Regions from separate parts of the Mus musculus genome. Here region 2 is linked to region 1. Evidence: chromatin loops called from intact Hi-C (ENCODE). Cell type or tissue: left cerebral cortex. All regions are shown on one strand. Links, peaks and the distances in the headings refer to the core of each region. The heading gives the core; the rest is flanking DNA.

Evidence for each region. A loop is a pair of places that touch in the nucleus more often than their neighbours do. Peaks named below come from ENCODE experiments on the same cell type or tissue, not always from the same donor. Only the 100,000 strongest peaks of a DNase experiment are listed, where the experiment ranks them.
Region 2: it touches region 1 in a loop (5-fold over the local background); 3 of 42 quality-filtered maps call a loop at or near these places.

The regions. Positions count from the first base shown.
Region 1 is chr2:92,836,251-92,843,594 of GRCm38, reverse strand. The region is part of intron 2 of Gm39880 (a long non-coding RNA gene); the gene reads right to left. The region is part of intron 4 of Gm13791 (a long non-coding RNA gene); the gene reads left to right. Among named protein-coding and RNA genes, the nearest start is that of Gm32413, 33 kb to the right of the region's middle. In left cerebral cortex, for the core only: a CTCF peak has its summit at 3,372 (motif pointing right); a DNase peak (open chromatin) is centred at 3,381.
Region 2 is chr2:92,605,538-92,612,881 of GRCm38, reverse strand. It overlaps Chst1 (carbohydrate sulfotransferase 1), which reads right to left. Exons shown (of 3, transcript NM_023850.2): 2 at 1,059-1,188. Among named protein-coding and RNA genes, the nearest start is that of Chst1, 9.5 kb to the right of the region's middle. In left cerebral cortex, for the core only: a CTCF peak has its summit at 3,788 (motif pointing left); DNase peaks (open chromatin) are centred at 2,934, 3,807 and 4,428; H3K27ac peaks cover 3,902 bases.

The DNA.
Region 1 (7,344 bases), core at 1,198-5,197:
CTCAGAGTCCCGTGATGCAGGACAGTGATCTCAGCTACTTAGATGGTGGAGGCAGAGGGATGACCATCAAGGCCTGCCTGGCCTGCAGAGTGAGACCTTGTCTCAAAACAAAAAGGCCAACGGGTGAATCTCAGTTCTGTCTTCAGTACCTCAAACATAAACGACCAAGCAAAGAATCTCCAACTGTGTCTGGTCTCAGCACACCTGACTGGGCCAAGGTTCCCCTACGTGCAGCTGCTGTAGTTGATGTGAGTTGTTGCTGGGTTATTAGGACTGTGAGGATTAACCAAAACAGGGAAGCACCAAATATAGAAGCTGGCACATAGTAGGTGTGCAACAAAATATACAGGGTCCAGTTGGGAGTGGTGGCACACACCTTTTGTCCCAGCACTTAGGAGGCAGAACAGGTGGATATCTTGTAGGTGGATGCCAGCCTGGTCTGCATAGGGAGTTCCAGGACAGCCAGTGCTGCACAGAGACTCTGATGTGTGTGTGTGTGTGTGTGTGTGTGTCTGTGTGTGTGTCTGTGTGTGTGTCTGTGTGTGTGTCTGTGTGTGTGTCTGTGTCTGTGTCTGTCTATCTCTGTCTCTGTGTGTTTAAGATACAGTGTCCAGTTGGGGAAATGACTCAGACAGTATATTGCCTCACAGGCGTAAGGAATTGACTTTAATCTCTAGGACCCATGTTAAAAGGCAGACATGGAGGTTGGAGAGATGGTAATTCAGCAATTAAGAGCACTTACTGCTCTTCCAGAGAACCAGAATTCTATTCCCAGTAACCACATGGCAGCTAACGACATCTGTAACTCCAGTTCCAGGGCATCTAATGCCCTCTTCTGGATTCTGGCAAAACACATAAAATAAAAATAAATAAAGCTTAAAGAAAAAAAAAACAAGCCAAGGATGATAGCATACATTTGGCATCCCAGTATTGGGGAAGCAAAGAAGGGTAGATCCCCAGGGCTGGCAGGGCGACCGGTCCAGCCTAATGTGCAAACACAGATCCCAGATCCCGAGGAGACAGCCTGGTGGAGAAAACAACCACACAGCAACCAAACACGGACTCACAGGGTAAAGTGCTTGTCCTGCAAGCCTTGTACCCTGAGCTCTGCCTCTGAGACCCATGCAAGGAAGAGAGAGAACAGACTCCACTCTTTTCTTCTTACTTCCACACGCACATACATGTGTGTGCACACACATACACACAAATGATAACACACTGAGACAAAGTGGGCATCCCTCAAGAAACAACATTCAAGCTTGTCCTATGACACTCAGATGTAATAGGAGTCACAGGAAAACACACACACACACACACACACACACACACACACACACTACACCTCCCTGTGAGATTTTCACTGTCACCCAGGAGTGCAGGAGGGCTAGTCCAGAACTATTTTCGGACCCCTTTATCACCCTTAAGCTTTTTCCACTGTGCACACAGTGGGGGCTGGGCTCCAGGTCTGACAACATTGCTAATATTGCTAAACATCCCGTGTTTATCAGGTAGAAACAGGTACAGAAAGCTCTTCAGTAGCCAGCCTGGATAGATGGGGAATCAGCCTTGCAGTCTGAGCACTGCTGGTGAGGATCACAGGGTGCCCTCTCCTCTGGGTATAGAGGGGAGCCAGGCCTTCTTTCTACATTGGGCTGGGTGGTGCAGTCAGAAGCCCGTGCCTCCCATGGGGCCGCAGCTGCTGGGGGACCCTACAGGCACCTGTTGCCACACAGTAACGCTGGGGCAGAGTCAGTTCCTCAGCCTCTCTGGATGGCCAATCAGCAGAGTTAATGTTTGACATCACCCTGCATGCTGTTCTTCTGTGAATGGCTGTCAAAGTCTCACTCATTTGAATGGTGCTGAGTTAAATGTTCCCCAGCTTCAGCACAGGGGCTGTGGGTCAGAGCTATGTGATAAGGACCCAGAAATCCCCATGCCTGTGGTCTTTCTAGATGTTCTATGCAGGATCCCAGGAAATGACTCCTGAGAACTCCTGTCTGCTCTGCAGCAGGTTCTCTGATGGGACAGTCAATAAGGAAGTGAGGAGGACTGTGGCATCCATACAACTCTCCTCGGTACATACACCCTTGACCATGTTTTTCAATTCTGGCTCAGAAACAGATATTTGTAGCTGTGTTTCCTTAGAAATAGCTGTAACTCCTGACCTAGAACAGAAAAAGTAAGTTTCTACCTATCCCACATTTACCTGTCTGCTGTCCATCCATTCATCTATCCATCTATCTATCTACCATTTGCTCATCCATCCACCTGTCACTCATCAACCATCCATCTTATATCTGCTCACCCACCATCCATCCATTAATTATGCATATACTCATCTATCCATCCACCTATTTATAAATTTATATATTTATAAACACTCACGTACTTACCATGTACCCATCTATCCACCTATCCAGCCCTATCAGCCCATCCATGAACCATTCACTATTAACCATCTGTCTATCCACCCAAGGATCTACTGACTGGCTCTGGTTTGGGTTTCTGAGATACCATGATGATGATGAAGAAGAAGAAGAAGAAGAGGAAGAGGAAGAGGAGGAGGAGAAGGAGGAAGAAGAAGAAGAAGAAGAAGAAGAAGAAGAAGAAGAAGAAGAAGAAGAAGAAGAAGAAGAAGAAGAAGAAGAAGAAGAAGAAGAAGATCTGACTCCAGGCTAGAGTTCCCTATCTAGTTGAATCATCATAGCACATCCAGTAACGAATGTCTCAAAGGCACACTGATAGGACAGGGTCAGAGAAACAAGACAAAGATGTGTGAGTGGATTGTGAAGGGTGAAGAGGAATTTTCCATATGGAAAGGGTGTGAGTGTGTAGAAAGGTAGATGAGCCCTGTGTATAGAACCTTTCCCACTCACAGTGCAGGCAGAGGCCTCTCCTCCCAGGGTAGTCAAGCTCTGATGCTTGTCTGCTGCTGCCGCTGTCATCTCCTTACAGCTGTGTGCAACCATAGCTTCATGTGTGCACTGCAGGCTAATGGCTGCTGCCTCTGCTACAGGCTAATAGCTGCTGCCTCTGGCATAGTGAGACTATTGTGATCAGCCAGGCAAGCTGAGAAATGTGGCTATTTCAGGAGCTTGGGTTCAGATCCAAGCTCTGCCTCCAGCTTCCTCTAACTGTGGTCAGGTCTTTGAGCCTCAGTTTCCCCATGTTTAGAGTAAAGAGTTGGCTTTCAGTTCTGCTGTTTTCCTGCCCTGCTTGGTGTGAAGCTCCCAAATTCTGACCAGCAACACCGTTGCTTTCCTTTGTTTGTGCATGCAGCAGCACAGCATCGGCAGATGTGGCCTATTTACCTGGAGCGCCCAGCACCAGTGTAGGATCTGCAGCCCAGAAGTGGAGTTTGGGAGAGAAACTGCAGAGCAGAAGCATGACTGAAGGTGGCGCTGTGGCTCCAATAGCTGAGCTACTGAGGGTGGGGTGTAGGGATGAAGGGATGTAGGAGTTGAGATGTGTGTGTGTGTGTGTGTGTGTGTGTGTGTGTGTGTGTGTGTGTGTGTGTGAGAGAGAGAGAGAGAGAGAGAGAGAGAGAGAGAGAGAGAGAGAGAGAATCCTAGTCCTTCCCAGTGAACTAACTCACACTCCAGCAGAATTAGATGATTTGCTATAAAGCCAGGTCGGTCCTTTTGCATTTCCCAACTTTTCAGCTCCATCCTGCTTTCTCAAAGCTATTTCCTTCTGGGGCCTCCCAGGAGGAAAAGAGGAAGATCTCAAGGATGGGATCTAGATGTGGGAGAGAAGGGAGGGGGAGAGAGAGGGAGGGGAGGGGAGGTAGAGTAGGAGGGAAAAGAGAGAAGTGGGGGGTGGGGGGGAAGATAGGTCAGCACGGAGAGGATAGAGGAGGGGGGAGGAGAGCCTGTTGCACACGAAGTTTGGAGGGGTTCCTGAACCCTCAGTTCTCAGAAGTTTGTTTTCCCTTGCTGTCTACAGGCCGAGCCCCAAGGCTGGAACAACAGAGACAACTGTAGCCACACCACTGGGCTCTCTTCACCTGTGGTGACTCACTTGGTGTTTCCATAGCCCAGTCCAGCACACTCAGGCTGGGGTTTGGTTTTTGGCTGAGCCACCTGGTCAAGAATCCAAGGGGAGAGAATGATGGGGAGGGAAGTGGGAAGGCGAGGGGAGAAAAATGCTAACATTCATTAAAGGCTTCCTGGGCAGCCACCAGCTCTCCTGCAGTCTGGGGTGTTACTGTGCTCTGGGTTGGTTGAACCTGACCTCTCCTCCATCCAGGATCAGAAACAAACCTGGCCACACGAATCAGGCACTAGGGAAGCGTCTCCAGCAGAGAGCCCACACATAGACACACCTGTGTGTGCAGGTGAGGCAGGCTGGACACCTACAAGTGATCGTCTCCACACCTTCCAATTTTTGTTTGAGACAGGGTCTCTCATTTGGCCAGGGACTTCACCACATAGGCCAGACTAGCTGGCCAGAGAGCTTCCAAAGATCCTCTTGTCTCTGCCTCTCCTGTCAAGGCTGGAGTTACAGGCATGTGCCATGGCACACAACTGTTTTTATGTGGATTCTGGGGACACAAGCTCAGCTCCTCACACTTGTGAGACAAATGCTTCATTAGCTGAGCCATCTTCCTAGCCCTTCTGAGAGGTTCTTATCTTTAATAAGTTATATATATATATATATATATATATATATATATATATATATATATATATATATATATTCTGTAGCCCAGGCTGACCTGGAACTCATGAGGATCCTTATTCTCTCTGCCTCCCAACTCCTGCAATTCCAGCCCTGAGCCACCACATTTATCTGAAACGTCATTCTAGAACTCTGAGCACCAGTGTGGAACACTCACCTACGCAGAAGAACAAGTGCCTGTCTCGCTCGGTTGACTTTAATGAACATGTCCGTTCTCTGAGTGGCCCTGGGTCACTAGTGAGTCCCTGTAGGACACATCACCGATTTGTATGCTTTGAGCCACGTTGGTTAGGGAAGTGAGGAGAGAGCCCAACATGTCCACAAAGAACTTCTAGTGGCCAGTCACAGAGATTGCTGCTGATACCACTTTACAAAGGAGGAAACTGAGACCCCGAGAGATCAGGCCTTAGCATAGAATCATCTCTGAGCCTGAGTATTTTAAGCACTGAACCTATGCTTACATGTAAACTGATGGGAAAACTGCAGACTCCATTTATTTATTTATTTATTTATTCATTCATTCATTCATTCATTCATTCATTCATTCATTCATTTACTTATGCCTATCTGTCTGTCTTTTAAAGCATCTTGCCTTTTCAAAGGCCACACTTCTAGAATTCTCTGCTCGGGGACAAAGTGGGATCTAAGATCTGGTTTGTATATTACAACTCCAACCCCCAACTGTCTTAGAAGAAAGCAGTCATATCAAGATCCGAAAAGCTCAGAGCTGAATAGCTAATGATCGTGACATGGCTGACCGATTTCTTCTGAAGTCATGGAGGAACCCCCATGAAACTGAGAGAACCTCTCACTGGTGACTCTGAAGCCACTCTCTGTGTCCGATGGTCCTCTTGTTCTATCCATTTTCCTTCTTTGTAGGTGAATTACCAGACATTCCAGCTCCTAAAGGTCACTGCTGGTATGTAGGCTCCTCCATGTGGCTGAAGAACAGGGGCTCTTTCAGGCCTCCTGCAGGAAGCAGGGTGCTTGCTGCATTCAGGGTAGGGTCAGGGAGGTGTAGGCTTTGGGCTCAGACATGTGTGGACTCTTGGTCTCTCTCTGCCCCCTGACTGGTCCTGTGATCCAGGCTTCCTCACTGACCTGCGCTTGACATCTGAGCCTGCAGATACTGCTGTAGGGATCACGGTGTCCAGATTTACTGGGCACAGTGCTGCCCTAGGCAAGGCTTCTCAGAAGCTCACGAGGGCTGTGGGAGAAGAACTCCCAGAGCTAAATGGACATTGATCACCTATTTTTTTTGTTTTTTGTTTTTGACCTGAGTCATGGATACGCTGTTTCTTTCGAGAATGGAGGATCCAGGACAGAAGAGAGTTGTACATCACGAGTCCTCCTCCAAGGTGTGCTGGCTTGGACTGGTAGTTAAAACAGGCAAAAGGAGGCTCTGAGTATGGGCTGCATTTCCCGCTTTCTACATCTGTAAGGGAGTTCACTAGTACCCTCGAATCTTGTCTGGAAGGTGGGGTGGCACTGATACTTCCCTTCATTTTTTCTTTTTTAAGACTTGTTTATTTATTATATGTAAGTACACTGTAGCTGTTTTCAGATGCACCAGAAGAGGGCATCAGATCTCATTACAGATGAGCCACCATGTGGTTGCTGGGATTTGAACTCAGGACCTTTGGAAGAACAGTCAGTGCTCTTAACCACTGAGCCATCTCTCCAGCCCCGATGCTTCCCTTCTTAAGCTGTAGCCTGTGCTCAACAGACGTGCAGGTGACACTTGGAGGCCCTTGGTTCACTGCCTGGCAACCAGGAGGTGCTCAAAATTTGGTAAGGTCATGCCTACTAGGAGTCCTCCTTCTTTCTCTCCTCCTTCCCTTGGTCTCCCTCTAAATCCTCTTTTCTGACTCCCCTCTTCTTCCCTTTCCCCTCTCCTTCCTCCCTCCCCCTTCCCTTCCCCCTCCCCAGCTTTCTTTGTGAATACTCTGGCCTGGAACCCACTGTTCAGCTTGGATAGAAGACATGGGTTTGTTCGAGCCAGGATGGCTTAAAAACATTTTATCTTAAATGTTCTCTGTCTGATTTACAATGATTTGGGGGCTGTGGCTTCGGGGTCTCTGTTCTCTTTAGCTTTGCCCAGGTCTCTAGAGCCCTGTGCCCTGGGTCCCACAGGTTGGAGCATGCTCTTGCAGCCAGCTGTTGCAGCCCACCCAAAACTTGCTGATTGCTAGCTTTCAGGCTTGGCATCATACCGCATCTCCCAAGAATGTTCTGTGGTACTCGGTGATGCCTCCTCGGGGTGCCTGGTGTTTCTGAAGCCAGCTTTAGGGCAGAGGGAAGGGGCCCTGTCCTAATGATGTCCTGTGGCCTCTGAATTTCCTTTTTGCCTGGCAGGTTCCTGCACGCAGTTGCTTGCCTTGCGCGCTTCCTCTATTCATGGCTCAGTCTGTCTCCCTGTGCACTGGTGGGGCTTCTCCAGAGAGATGGAGCCAGTGCATTCTGTACATATAGAAAAGGGTTTATTTTCAGGAGGTGACTCACACCGTCCTGGAGCTGCCAGGCTTCACATCTGCAGGGTGGGCTGGCAGCCTACAGACCTAGGGCACAGCTGTGATGCAGTTCAAGTCAAGAGGCTGCCAGCTGCAGATCTCCCACCTGCTCAGCAAGGCCTGTCCTTTGTTCTGTGGCAGCCATTTATGGACT
Region 2 (7,344 bases), core at 2,289-6,288, 230 kb after region 1:
AACTCTCCCAGCTTCCACACTTGGTGGGGCCAGAGGATGGCTCATGCCACACCCCGACACTGCCTGCGATCCCTGCCAGCATCTTCTAGTCCCACAGGCTGATACTCACCCACCCCCCACCCCAGACAATGATCTTTTTCTCTGTCTTCCTCTAACCCTTAAAGGAAAGATGCACACCAAATTCCCCTCCCCAAACACAAATCCGGGAGAGCAGAGACCCCTGTGCTCCATGAATTCTGACTTGACAGCAGAATCCAGCTGGGCCAGGAACTGTCCACGGTGGGTAGACCATGGCCTTGCTACCTTGCAAATGAGGGCACCCAGCTGCCTCCAGATGCCCAGTTACCTAGGCACCTGCAGTGTTATAAGTCAAATGGCCTAGCGCAAGGGCAGGGCCCAGAGGCTACTGGGATGGATCTCTCTGCATAGGACTCAGGGCTTGTTTCTGGCCCCAAGCTACTCCCCCAGCCCTTCAGTCCACAAAAGTGGAGGAGGGGGAGGGAGGAACCACAGGAAAATAGAAAAGGAAAGCCTATCCCATGGGCTCACAACAAGCAAGTCCCAAGCTTGTCACAAGGTAGGCCAGGGGATGCTGCCTCAGCCACCAGGTCCCGAGAGATGCCAGGGCTGCTTCCAGACTCAGTGCCAAGGACCTCAACACCTCCCAAAGAAGGACTGCTGTAAGGCGGACCAGTGATCTGCACAGCCCCGAGGCCAACAGGCTGTGGAGGCAGCAGGCAGGTTGGCTTGGGCACCAGTTCCTCTCTCCTTGCCCTTCTTCTGTGTCCCACAGTCTGCCCCCAGGCTATGACACGTGACTTTGCCTGCTCTCCACATTGACACTGTCTCGGGCGCTCCAGCCGACCTATCCTCACCCCTGAGCCGTGAAGCCCTAACTTTCAAGCTACAGCTTGCATATCCCACCCTTAACAAGCCATGCTCCTTCTGACCATCCCAGGGCTCCTGTGGGCAGGAGCCGGCTAGCATGTGCGCCCAAGTGTCTCAGGCGAGAAGCCCACGTGGGTCCTGTATTAGAAAGTCGTGGAAACAAGCCTCACCTTCTGGAATTCAACTGGTCCTGTGATGGAAGTGAGTCACCTCAGGCCTTCAGGTGGAGAAGGTAGCTCCAAAGGGACAGCTGGGGACAGGGGTCTTCTTCCAACCATATGCAGCACACACAGCAGTTACCTGAAAGCCAAAGGCAAACTTTACCAAGCCCAATAAAACACCAAAGCCAGTACAACTTCAGGTAATACCTACTAAGTGCTTGCACAGGGCTAAGGCCTTTAGCCAAACAAACAGATTCACTCTGTAAGCAGGTATAACCCACATCACGGGTAGCAGTGCCTGCTGGGGCCTATGACCTGCTTCAACCCCCATCTGGAGCCTGTATACCTCCCCTCTAAGACACATCTCATGCTTAAGCACACTTGGCCTTCAAACATGCACGTGATTCTGTCCCAGGCCACCCACAAACCAGCACAGGAGGGGCAAGGATAGGAGCAGGTAAGTTTATGAGTTCTGAGTCACAGACTGCATTTTATCCTTTTTGCCATGAGGTCCATGTATTGGTTGGCTCGTGGCTCGTGTGTAAGTTCATGGCTGGTGTGTAAGCTCGCATCCTTTGTATACATCCCTCCCACAATCTGCTGTGTTTCCTGGCTACTCTAGGAGACAAGTGAACCCCTGTCTCCCAAGCAAATAAGCATTGCCATCTTGGGCACCCTGTCATCCCTTACAAACTGTTCTGGTAGGGCAGGAGCCCACCCACTTCCATTGCTCAAATGGAGAATTTAAAGATCAGTCTATGGCTCACATGTGAGAAACATCAGGGGCCTGGGTCCTTCTGGATCAGGCTCAGACCTGTGCTCTCATCCCTTTACCATTGGCTCATTGTCCCCAGGAAGAATGGGGAGCTGCAGGCTCTGCTAGCCTGGGGAAATGCACAGGGTCTGAGCCAAAATGGCCATGCCTACCAGTGTTTGGACTCTGAGGCTCCTATTTAAAATGTAAAAAGCCATACTATGTGCAGAAATCAGCACCGAGTCACCACCAAGAGACAGTTAATAGGGCAAGCGGTCCAGTCCAGATTTTTAGTAAGAGTCTCTCAGTGTGTTCAAAGTCACACAATCTGGACCACACCCATCCTAACCCCTGTGGCAGAGGCCTCTGCCCCGTGGAGGGAAGGCTGAGAGTAATGGGGAGCCCTCTCTACTCAAATCCCAGGTCCCTGACAAGTGCCTCAAGGAATACCAGCCCCCTTGCTTCAGTTGTGAGGTCACTAAACTCAGCTGTGTTTCTTCATAGATGTCTACCAGCAGTCCAGACCAACAGGCACTAACCAAAAACTACATAGGAATTGATACCAAGGAAAGTCAGCACTCCCAAGGGGCTCCCAGTCTCCCACCCTCAGGCTCAGGTACACTGCCTCAACCCCAACCTCAAAGCTAGTATGTCAGCACTTCACAACCCACAGCAGGGAAAAAAGTTGAGGCTCTTTGGGTACAACAGCTTTTCCAAGTCCATGCCCCAAGAAGCGGGGAGAGACAAGATCCCAGCTCAGGCTAGGTGCTCTCCAAGTCATTTTCAAATCTCTTGGCTGGATCTGCTCCTGGCCCATCTCTTACTTCATTCCCTTTGGTTTGCATCAAAACAGCTTTTCTTGACCCTTAGGCCTGCAATTCCAACTTTAAAGACAGAATTACACAATGAGTGTTTCTTCAGAGGAGGGCCTTCCATCTTGCCCAGAAGGGAACAGATGGTTCGAGCTCTTTCTCCCAGTTTCCCTTCCACCCTGAAGAAACTCAAAGCCAGGCCTAAGGTGAGGGGACTCCTCAAGCTTCAGAGGGTACACTGTGGTCACCAGCTTGCAGCCTGGCTGAGTGCCATGTGCCCACCTTCCAGGAGGGCAAAGCCAGAGCATGAGAACAGGAAGGAGGATGTTGGAGCCCCTGAAAGTGCTCTGCTCTCCTGCCAGCCTGGCACAGCCAAGCCCAGAGCTGGCCAAGGGTCCTTGGTATGCTGGAGGCATCTGCCCTGGAAACCAAAGGCCCTGGAACCAGGTCCTCTGGTTCCCAGGCAAACCTTGGCCTCTGCAAGAGATTTCTCAATGCCCTGGTCCTCCCAAGCCAGACTTGGGGGCCCACGACCCTTCCTGGGCTTCTGTTATGGCCTCCCTCATTACTGGATCAAACCTTGGGCATAGGAGCCCAGAATCCCACCTTTTTGTTAGAAGACAGAGGACCTGGTGGCCAGCCTGGAGATGGCTTGGACTGCAGCTCTGTGGTCAGGTTGGGAGTGGAGAATGCTATACAGGGAAGCTCCAATCTGCAACTAAGGGCTCAAGCCTGCAGGTCAGAGGCTAAGCACACACTGGCTAGGCACCAGTTGGGCCTGAGCTTCACTTCCCCTGTCTATAAAGGTGGCCTAACCAGATCATTGTTTGCTAACTGACTTGATGCACTTATTCATGCCCAGCATTAGGACAAGATTCTGCTTTGTGTTTGACAAGTGACCTCTGACAACCTCTGACACCAGCCCCATGGAGCAACCCAGCTCCATTGTTTACCTGCTGGGAACCTTGCCTAGATTTCTGAATTTTGCTTTATGTCTTAGGGAAGCACCTCAGAACTAGTTACCTGTTACCCTTAGAGTCTGTTCTAACAGAGAGAGACCTCTGTAGGGCTTTACCCACCACTCCTCCTTCCCAAACCACTTGCCCTGCTAGAATTTTCTGTGCTAGGCTATTGTGATGGTATTTCTGCTTCCCTCTAGTGGCTAGAACTGGTAGTACAGCCTCCTAGCTCTCATCTTCTTACTGTGTGAGGAAGCCAAAGGTGCCACGGTGGGTGGAAGTATGATGCTGCAGATTGCAGTGAAGAGGGATGGTGGCTTCTGAGCCACGGAGATACTCTTCCTCAGCTGCACACCAAGAGGCAAGCAGCAATAGGCAGTCTGGCTTTACCCCTGCACGGCCCTCACGCTGCCCAGACTGAAGAAGCAGTGTTGAACAGAACACCACTAACAGGAGTGGCCTGCAGCTTCTGCCTGTCCCTAGATTGAGTGACACTGTGTGTCAAGACCTAAAGCTCTTTGTACCTGGGGTTTTCCTCCAAAACACTAACAAGGACCTCTCTGCCTTTGGAAGGACCTGCCCCATGTTCAGGGCCAGTTAAGGCTAAGTCCACCCCAGACAGAGGGAAGCCCTGTGAACTGTGGGAAAGCTCAAAGTCACTCTCCAGAAGAAATCAGTGCTCCCGTGTCTCTGCCATGCCCCACCAACCACCAGACCCAGCCTGATTCCCCATCTGACACTGTCCTCATAGGCCCAAGGACCCAAGGGCTCTGCCCTTCACCAAGTCCCTCTTGCCACCCTATGGGAATCTCAGCAAACCACAGCGAGGCAGTTTACCTTCCCTGTTCCACAGGCTCCTTGGAAACACAGTCCGTCTTCCCAGAAAATGCTTCCTGTGCCCAATTTTGCACACACAATTTGGAATCGTTTTGAAGCTCCTGAAGGGAGGGTGCAGGCTACTGCTCTACTCCACAGAACCTGGGCTCCCTCGTTCCTGACGCTATCATCCTGGGGCTGTCTTTCTGAACGAGGCAGACGATGCTTATGGAAACGAGCCAAAAGCAAACAAAGAAAACCACGTCAAGGAAAACCACAAAGCACGTGTGTCCAACTGTGCACACAACGCATGAACGGCCCCTGGAACCTTATGCACTATGCTAGTATGGCTGCCTGGGAGAAGAGGACCCAAGAGCCTATAAAGCAGTGGGCACAGTCTGCAATGAGCTTTAAGTTTATTTTCTGTGGAAATACAGTGACCATGTACCCATGGAGAGCTGGAGAGGTGTCTGAGGACAGGGTTGGTGACTGAGAACCATCCCTGTCACCTCACCCCAGCCTTGAGGCTTTCTTCTTCACCCCAATGACACTGCTTACCAGCCTTTCTCTCCACCCCACCCCCCTACCCCCAACTTTCAACACATCTTGTCAAGACTTCCTTGTCTTAGCACCAAGCATTAGCCCTGCTCAGGTGGACGTGAGGACCTGTGATTGGCTGCAGACTGCTGAGGTGGCCTCAGAGGGAGCTGGGAGTTGTGCAGGGAGTGGCTGAGGCTAAGCTTGCACAGGTGGCTTCTTTCTTCAAAATGCTCTTAAAGCGGCATGGGGAGCAGGGAACAGAGAGCCGGGGGAACATGAAGCTGAACATCCACTACCTGAGCAAACCCAGGACACAGAGATTCCAAGGCACCAGCATACTATGCAGACATCCAAGCAGGGGACAGAGGACTTGGGCAGGGAAGAAGTTAGCTAGATGGTAGCCTCGGGGAAACCACACGTTTTAACCTGCTTAGCCAGCCCTGACCCACCCACCATCGATGTTTATTTAGTTAAAGGCTAAAGAAACAGAAGAGCCAGGGGATTATATCCTCTCAAGTGAAACTCGGCCATGAAAATGAGGCAACAAGAACACAGGATTGTGAAAGCCTAAAAGAAGGGGCTGGGTCAGCTCTAATTGCCAATGTGTAGGCTTATGGGATAGAGCTTCCTGGCAGCCAATGAGAAAAGGGAAATAACTCAGTTACATGTTCCACAAGAGCCAAGAGATAGCAGTAAAGCATATGACCAAAAGACATCTGGCTGATTGATAGGGGCTGGGGTCACGAGATCTCCCAAGACGTCTCCAAAGCCACACAGCACCATGAACCCAAGATCCCACACAACCCACAAAAACCAAGGACCACTGAGTTCCCTGTGGCCGTGTGCTGGGGCAGCCTTCAGAATTAGCAGTCTGAAGAACACAGAGTGACCGTGCAGGAATGGTGACCAATCCAGGGAACACTGGAAGCAAAGAGCTTCCCCCTTGGTAACATGGCCGTGTCCACGTTAACCTCAGTAAGGTCTACAGGATCTGCATGACACAGCAAGGTGTTCGGCGAGCGACCTCTGGAGTTCTTAGACACAACCAGACCCTCTTTTGAACATCCCCAGAATGCAAGGCAGACCCAATCATACTGTCGCTAATCCTTTATCTTTTCACCGTAGGCAGAGCCGCCTGACGCGCTGAATGACATCTCCGGGCAGGTCATTCTAGTGACCATGACACTGGCACTAACACTTGTCACAAGCCCCTTTGTAAAGTAGGTAGGCACCAGAGGAAAGACCTGCACAGGGAGACTGGGTGAGACCCTCACTCCAGCTGTCTGATGGCTCAGAAGTTTGGAACAAGACTCTCAACCTCTACTGGCCTCTGTTGCTCTGAGGTACGAAATGAAAGAAAACAGAGCGATCACAGCCGGAAGCAAGAAGCTGGAAGCAGAGGGTGGAGCAGCTCAGCACAACCTGGGTACAGGCAAGACTCATGGAGGGGTGTCCACTGGTGTGAGCTCAGGGGCTAGCCTAGACCACAACAATCCTCGGAAAGGCTCACGGGTGTGGCTTGAGTCCCACCCGCAGGACCCTCAGCTTTCAGGAAAGGAAGCAACTCCTGTCAGGTGTCTGGTAGCCTGGGAGCAAAGCCTGCTGTGGGGTGAGTGACCATCCTCCTGTGCTGACACAAGGGCCTAGTGGACAGGAACCTGAGAGGAGAGATGAGTCAGAAGGCTGGTCCCTGTCTCAGCCGGGCCAGCCTGTGGGAGACGGAACTACTGCCCCAGCACTAGACGGGAAGGCCCTGGTTTCCTGCCCCCTCCCCCCCTCCTCAGCACAGCCATAGCCTGTCCAGTCAGAGTAATACTGAGGCCCCACCCATTGGATCCCGGCTTGGTCTGGGCTTCAGTCATCCACCCAAATCCACAGATGAAAAACTATCAACAGGAGCCTGAGCAGCCGCAGCCATTGCCCAGCTGGCAGCTGGCAGAGGGACCCCCTGTGCCTTCGTCCTTAGATCCTGGTCTCCAGCCACCTGTATGAGGCCCAACTGCCCTGTGTGTGCAAGAGATGGGGTTGAGATAGTGAGAGAGGATGGGGCACCTCTCAGGTGGGATGGAGCCGACCCAGAAATGACTATGGACCAAAAAAACCACAAAGAGGGGTTCTCCCTCATGCGGAGCAGAAAGGCCAAAACAAGTGGGAAGCAAATTCAGAAAAACAAACAAACAAACAAACAAAAAAAAACTGCAAGTCTACACGGAGGCAAGGGTATCCATTCAACCACAATGACCCAAACCCTGGTTGCAACCACAGAGCTTAAGCCCCAGGCCACACCTAAGAACAACCAGGACACCAGAGATGCAGATGCAGTGAGCACCAGGCACCGGAAACAATGAGGTTGCCCCAAATAGACTAGAGGAGCTCATGACCTTACCGTCCACCCTCAGCCCCACATCTACTGA